2 separate regions of the Homo sapiens genome follow, and region 2 is linked to region 1. A link is an interaction called in ENCODE POLR2A ChIA-PET data of the cell type or tissue named here. Cell type or tissue: GM12878. All regions are shown on one strand.

Region 1 (4,000 bases):
GCTATTTGACCTGGGATCATATCTTGGTCTCCAGCTGTAAAATGGAGATAAAGAAGCCTATCTTAGAGAAAGCTAGCATAAGGTTGTGACTAAGTCACACTTGTTTTTTTTTTTTTTTTTTGAGACGGAGTCTTTCTTTGTTGCCCAGGCTGAAGTGCAATGGTGTGATCTCGGCTCATTGCAACCTCCACCTCCTGGGTTCAGGTGATTCTCCTACCTCAGCCTCCCGAGTAGCTGGGATTACAGGCATGTACCACCAGGCCCGGCTAATTCTGTGCTTTTAGTAGAGATGGGGTTTCTCCATGTTGGTCAGGCTGGCCTCGAACTCCTGACCTCAGGTGATCCTCCTGCCTCGGCCTCCCTAAGTGCTGGGATTACAGGCGTCAGCCACCGTGCCCTGCCTGGCTAAATCACTTTTAATCTAAAGAACCTGATTCCTAATCCTAGCTCTGGCACTTAGGTGTGAGCTTAGGCAGGTTACCTGACTTCTTTAACCCTCATTTTTCACATCAGTAAAATGGGCTTAATAATCGTATCTACAGCAGGGCGAGGTGGTTTACGCCTGTAATCCCAACACTTTGGGAGGCCGAGGCAGATGGATCTCTTGAGGTCAGGAGTTAGAGACCAGCCTGGCCAACACGGTGAAACCCTGTCTCTACTAAAAATACAAAAATTAGCTGGGTGTGGTGGTGCGCACTTGTAGTCAGAGCTACTCTGGAGGCTGAGGCAGGAGAATCACTTGAACACGGGAGGTAGATGTTGCAGTGAGTCGAGTTGAGCCACTGCACTCCAGCCTGGGTGACAATGAAATTCAGGCTCAAAAAAATAGTATCTACCACATAACTTATTGTGAGGATTACATAATTAAGTCACTTAAAAATATAGAACTGAATGGCTGGGTTCGGTGGCTCACGCCTGTAATCCCAGCACTTTCGGAGGCCAAGGCGGGTGGATCATGAGGTCAAGGAGATCGAGACCATCCCGGCTAACATGGTGAAACCCCGTCTCTACTAAAAATACAAAAAATTAGCCGGGCACGGTGGCAGGTGCCTGTAGTCCCAGCTATTCGGGAGGCTGAGGCGGGAGAATGGCGTGAACCCGGGAGGCGGAGCTTGCAGTGAGCCGAGATTGCGCCACTGCACTCCAGCCTGGGCGACTGAGCGAGACTCTGTCTCAAAAAAAAAAAAAAATAAAAAAAATAAAAAAATAGAACTGCCAGCAGGGCGCGGTGGCTCACGCCTGTAATCCCAGCACTTTGGGAGGCCGAGGCAGTTAGATCATGAGGTCAGGAGTTCGAGACCAGCCTGGTTAATTAACATGGTGAAACCTGTCTCTACTAAAAATACAAAAATTAGCCGGGCGTGATGGCACATGCCTGTAATCCCAGGTACTTGGGAGGCTGAGACAGGAGAATTGCTTGAGCCTGGGAGGGGAGGTTGCAGCGAACCAAGAGATCACTCTGTCGCCCAGGCAGGAGTGTAATGGCGCGATCTTGGCTTGCTGCAACCTGTGCCTCCCGGGTTCAAGCTTCCACGGAGAAACTTTAGGGATATATTATGCATATATTATTATGTCTGCAGTATACCTTCCAGAAGAAACTAGAAACTTCCAGAATCAGCTATCAAAAATGACACCTATTTCTTTACATGATTACTCTTAGCAACTGACACAAGAAGTGAATGTGCACTAAGGGAAGAGGAAGTCCTGTGTATGCAGGTTATTTGTTATGGCCGGAACTTAGGCATGTGGGGAAGTAGCGGCATGAGCCACGCCCTACCCATGCAACCACTTTTCGCTTGGACTCTGAAATGTTTGGAAGCAGTTGGGCATGGTGGCTCACGCCTGTAATCCCAGCATTTTGGGAGGCCAATGGGGCAGATGACCTGAGGTCAGGAGTTAGAGACCAGCCTGGCCAACATGGTGAAACCCCGTCTCTACTAAACATACAAAAATTAGCCAGGCGTGGTGGCAGGCACCTGTAATCCCAGCAACTCGGAAGGCTGAGGCAGGGGAATTGCCTGAACCCAGAAGGCGGAGGTTGTAATGAGCTGAGATCGTTCCACTGCACTCCAGCCTCGGCAGTGAGCCAAGATCGTGCCGCTGCACTCCTGCCTGGGGGACAGAGTGAGACTCCATCCCAAAATTAAATTAAAGTAATAAGGTTAGGGACGGTGAAGTCTAATCCATTGATTTGTAAAACGAGGGCTCTGAGTCACGGAACAGTTACAAATGACTTGCCCTAGTTTCGCTGGGTTGCACGTGCCCTGTCTGGGCTCTAAGCCTAGACAAACGTCTTTCACTTCCAGTTCAGCCTTCTTTCCTTTGTATTATCATGGTTATAGATTTAGCAACACACTGGTGTGACCCAGGCAGACATTCTTGTGTTATTATATATATTGGTCTGTCTTGTTTGAACTAGATTATAAAATCATGTCTTTTCTTTTTTTTTTTTTTTTTTTTGTTTTTTGAAATGGAGTCTCGCTCTGTGGCCCAGGCTGGAGTGCAGTGGCGTGATCTTGGCTCACTGCAAGCTCCGCCTCCCGGGTTCACGCCATTCTCCTGCCTCAGCCTCCCGAGTACCTGGGACTACAGGCGCCCGCCACCACACCCGGCTAATTTTTTGTATTTTTAGTAGAGATGGGATTTCACCATATTGGCCAGGATGGTCTCAATATCTTGACATCGTGATCCACCTGTCTCGGCCTCCCAGAGTGCTGTAAAATCATGTCTTTTCTTATTCCATATTCTGATGATGTTAATGGGGATATCTGTATTACCACTGTATGTGGTAGTCAGTTGTATAAGGTGGGGGAAACATCTTAGAATGGAAGGAAATCTTATATAAGAGTGTGAACTTTGTCATCACACAGCCTGAGTTGAGTAGCTATGTAATCCTGGGCACATTATTTAACTATGCTAAGCACGTTCCCCCCATCTGTAAAAATAGGGAAAATAGGACCTATCAAATAGAAGCATTAGATGGATTAATGCCTGACACATACTTAGAGGTGTCCATTCAACCTCTCACTGATAAAAACTTGAATAGCTTTCATGCAAATCACCAAAAGGGGTGTGTTTAGTCTGTTAAGAGTTAGTATATCACTTGGTAAATAAAAATGAAACTCCAGGCTATAATGTAATGGTTTCCTCCAAAATATCCTTTCTTGGCCAGGCACGGTGGCTCATGCCTGTAATCTCAGCACTTTGGGAGGCCAAGGCAGGCAGATTGCTTGAGCTCAGGGGTTCGAGACCAGCCTGGGCAACACGGTAAAACTCTATCTCTACAAAAAATACATAAAAATTAGCCTGGCATGGTGGTATAAGCTTGTAGTCCCAGCTACTTGTGGGGGCGGGGGTCTAAGGCAGGAGGATTGCTTGAACTTTGGCAGGTTGAGGCTGCAATGAGCTGGGATGGTGCCATTGCACTCCAGCCTGGGTGACAAAGTGAGACCCTGTCTTTGTGGTTGTTTTTTTTTTTTTTTTTTTTTTTTTTTTTTGAGATGGAGTCTCGCTCCGTTGCCCAGGCTGGAGTGCAGTGGCGCGATCTCGGCTCACTGCAAGCTTCGCCTCCCGGGTTCATGCCATTCTTCTGCCTCAGCCTCCCGAGTAGTGGGACTACAGGCACCCGCCACCATGCCCAGCTAATTTTTTCTATTTTTTAGTAGAGATGGGGTTTCACCATGTTAGCCAGGATGGTCTCGATCTCCTGACCTCGTGATCTGTCCACCTCGGCCTCCCAAAGTGCTGGGATTACAGGCGTGAGCCTCCGCGCCAGGCCAGTGAGACCCTGTCTTTAAAAAAAAAAAAATCCTACACATTCCTGCTTCAGTACACAAGTTTCTCATCCTCTCCAAAGAAAACATTCATTTACATTAATCCTTCTACCAAAATGTTACAAAGTGCTTTCCACAAGACACTTTGTATATTAGTGAGATACAAATTATAGCCCCAAGTAGCTTACAGTCTCATGAGAAAAACAGATTTTTTTTTTTTTGAGATG
Region 2 (4,000 bases), 230 kb before region 1:
CTAGGCCGAGCACGGTAGCTTACATCTGTAATCCCAACACTTTGGGAGGCCAAGGAGGGCAGATCACTCGAGGTCAGGAGTTCGAGAGCAGCCTCAGCAACATTTTGAAATCTCATCTCTACTAAAAATACAAAAATTAGCTGGGCGCGGTGGTGTGTGCCTGTAATTCCAGCTACCCGGGAGGCTAAGGTATGAGAATCACTTGAACCCGGGAGGCAGAAGTTGCAGTGAGCTGAGACTGTGCCACTGTACTCCAGCCTGGGTTACAGAGTGAGGACTCCGTCTCAAAAAAAAAAAAAAAGTGGAACCAATCCAAATGTCCATCAATCAACGAGTGGATAAAGAAACTATGGTGTACATATCCATATATATATATGATGGAATACTACTCAGCCATAAAAAGGAATGAATCAATGGCATTTGCAGTGACCTGGATGAGATTGGAGACTATTATTCTAAGCGAAGTAACTCAGAAATGGAAAACCAAACATCGTATGTTCTCACTCGTAAGTGGGAGCTAAGCTATGAGAATGCAATGGCATAAAAAAGACACAGTGGACTTTGGGAACTCAGGGGGAATGGGTGGGATGGGGGGAGGGATAAAATATTACATACTGGGTTCAGGGTACAGTGCTCGGGTGATGGGTGCAAAAATCTCACAAATCACCGCTAAAGAACTTACTCATGTAACCAAACACCACCTGTTCCCCTAAAACCTATGAAAATAAAAAAAATAAAAATAAAAAAAAACTCTTAACAAAATAAAAAGTGTTCTGGGAACTGCTGGTGCAGTGCAAATCAAGGGCACAGAGAACTTCCAGAAGGATGTCTGGACAGCTAGGACTGAAGTCATCCTGTTTAGAGCCTTAAGGTGAATAGATCATCATTTCCTCCCTTTGAACAAGAAGGCTGGGCACATTGTTAGCAGGTTAGATTGGGCGGCATGAGACTAAGGGTATGTTGTGAGGGTTGGGGGGTTGGGGGTTCAGACAGACCTGAGATCCAATGCAAGCTCTGCTGTCTGCTGTGTGGCTTTAAGAAAGCTTCCTAACTTGTCTGGGCACCGCTTTTCTCATATATGAAGTCAGAGTAACAAAGACTTTTGCCAGAGAGTTCATTTGAGGACTAGCTAAACATCTGCTGAATGAAAAAAAAAAAAAAAAGATAACAAATAGTGAATCAGCACATGGAAAGGTGTTTAAAATCATTAGACATGGCCAGGTGTGGTGGCTCACACCTGTAATCCCAGCACTTTGGGAGGCCGAGGTGGGCGGATCATGAGGTCAGGAGATCAAGACCAGCCTGGCCAACACGGTGAAACCCCATCTCTACTAAATATACAAAAATTAGCCAGGCATGATGGTGGGCACCTGTAATCCCAGCTACTCCAGAGGCTGAGGCAGGAGAATTGTTTGAACCCAGAAGGCAGAAGTTGCAGTGAGCTAAGATTGTGCCATTGCACTTGCAGCCTGGGCGACAGAGTGAGACTCCAGCTCAAAAAAAAAAAAAAAAAATCATTAGACATTAGGCAAATGCAAATTAAAACCAGAGTGACATGGCACTTTACACCCATGAATGGCTAAATTTAAAAGATTGACAATATTAAACATTGGCAAGGAAGTAGAGCAACTGGACTTTTCTTAGTGTTGGTACAATTACTTTGGATAGCAGCTTAGTGGTATTTCATAATTATAGTTAAACATACACTGACTATACGATCCACCAATTCTATTCCTAGGAATGTACGCAAGAACAGTGAAAGCATATTTCCTGAAAAAGATAAGTACAAGCATGTAGGTATCAGCTTTATGCTCCGTATTCCAAAAGTAGAGATAATCCAGTTTCCATTGCCAGATAATGAGATAAAATTTTTAAGATATGGTAATCTCTCATTATATTACTAGCATGGAACAAGATTTCTTGTTTTTTATTGATAAAATTTATTTATTTATTTATTTATTTATTTATTTATTTTATTTTTAGAGAACAGGGTCTCGCTACATTACTCAGGCAGACCTCAAACTCTTGGGGTCGGTCAAGTGATCCTCCTGCCTTAACTTCCCAAGTAGTTGGGACCACAGGTGCCTGTGCCACTGTGCCTGACTAAATGAATGTTGAGGCCGGCTGTAGTGGCTCACACCTATAACCCCAACACTTTGGGAGCCAAGGAGGGTGGATCACCTGAGGTCAGGGGTTCAAGACCAGCCTAGCCAACACAGAGAAACCCCATCTCTACTAAAAATACAAAAATTTGCAGAGTGTGGTGGTACACACCTGTAATCCCAGCTACTCGGGAGGCTGAGGCAGGAGAATCACTTGAACCTGGGAAGCAGAGGATGCATGAGCCAAGATGGTGCCACTGCACTCCAGACTGGGTGACAGAGCAAGACTCTGTCTCTAAAAAAAAAAAAAAAAAAAAAAAAAAAGTTGATATATTAGAATACTATTTAGCAATAAAAAAGAAAAACATGCAATAACATGCATAAATCTCAAAATTATTATGTTGAGAAAAGATGCCAGACACAAAAAAGTAAATACTAAATGATTGTACATCTGTAATATTCTAAAACAGGCAAAACTAAAATATTGTGATAGAATTCAGAACAGTGGTTGCCTCTGCTGGGAAAAATTCACTAGAAATGGGTATGAAGAAACTTTCTGGGTTGATGGGAATGTTCTTTATCTGGACTGGGCAGCTGATTACACAGGTGTACACAGACGTCAAAACTCATCCAACTGTACACTTGACATCCGTGCATTTTATTGTACAAAAATTATACCTCTTTTTTTTAAGTACTGGAAAAGAGTACAAAGAAAGAATTGCCTATGTCTTTTCTTTTTTTCTTTTTTCTTTTTTTTGAGATGGAGTCTCGCTCTGTCGCCCAGGCTGGAGTGCAGTGGTGCCATCAGAGCTCGCTGCAGGCTCCGCCTCCTGGGTTCATGCCATTCTCCTGCCTCAGCCTCCTGAGTAGCTGGGACTACAGGTGCCCGCCACCACGCCCAGCTAATTTTTTGTATTTTTAGTAGAGACAGGGTTTCACCATGTTAGCCAGGATGGTCTCAAACTCTTGACCTCATGATCCGCCCACCTTGGCCTCCCAAAGTGCTGGGATTACAGGTGTGAGCCACCGCGCCCAGCCTGCCTATGTCGTTTCTTCACTCCTAGGCTTAGTGTTGCGCTCAATTTAACCAAGCCCTTCAACCAGCTAGAAGGCCAGCTTTGTATGTATTTTGCAAGAAGCTCCTCATTAAGCTGTGAGTCCTGTCTTGGGGAGATTTATAGGAAGGTGGATGTTGACAAAAGGCCTGAACTCTTCCAATACTTCAATTAAGATGCATTCTAGGCCAGGTGCTATGGCTCACCACTGTAATCCCAGCACTTTGGGAGGCCAAGGCAGGCAGATCACGAGGTCAGGAGATCGAGACCAGGCTGGCCAACATGGTGAAACCCGGTCTCTACTAAAAACACAAAAATTAGCTGGACATTGTGGCAGGTGCCTGTACTCCAGCTACGTGGGAGGCTGAGGCAGGAGAACCACTTGAAACTGGAAGGTGGAGGTTACAGTGAGCCGAGATCACGCCACTGCATTCCAGCCTGGGCAACAAGAGTGAAACTCCGTCTCAGAAAAAAAAAAAAAAAAAATGCATTTGAGAAATATCCACTAAAGAAGAGAAAGGCCAATAGCGAGTCAAGAGAGAGCAAGAGCTGTTTTGTTGGTGTAACTGGGATGGAATCCACACTAGAGCCGGTGGAGGCGTGAGTGGGTGGTGGGGAGATGATGAAAGGCTGGATAGTGTGAGACACGGATTGTGCTGGTTACGAAACAGCCTTAAGTATGTTCGGCATAGACGCAACAGCAAACATCAATATACACTTATAGCAGTATTTTTTAACCAACTAGAAAGAGTAGGGGGACACAGAGGCAGGAAAAAAAATAAAATAAAAAATTAGGGCCGGTAATTACAGGCTCACACCTGTAATCCCAGCACTTTGGAAGGC

What was found. Peaks named below come from ENCODE experiments on the same cell type or tissue, not always from the same donor. Only the 100,000 strongest peaks of a DNase experiment are listed, where the experiment ranks them.
Region 2: POLR2A ChIA-PET joins it to region 1 with 6 read pairs; 2 of 35 experiments call an interaction of 5 or more read pairs at or near these places.

What each region holds. Positions count from the first base shown.
Region 1 is chr10:12,051,965-12,055,964 of GRCh38, reverse strand. No RefSeq gene overlaps it. Among named protein-coding and RNA genes, the nearest start is that of UPF2, 11 kb to the right of the region's middle. In GM12878, no CTCF peak of the experiment used is centred here; a DNase peak (open chromatin) is centred at 2,254; H3K4me3 peaks cover 774 bases; H3K27ac peaks cover 1,936 bases.
Region 2 is chr10:12,279,246-12,283,245 of GRCh38, reverse strand. No RefSeq gene overlaps it. Among named protein-coding and RNA genes, the nearest start is that of CAMK1D, 68 kb to the left of the region's middle. In GM12878, no CTCF peak of the experiment used is centred here; no DNase peak of the experiment used is centred here.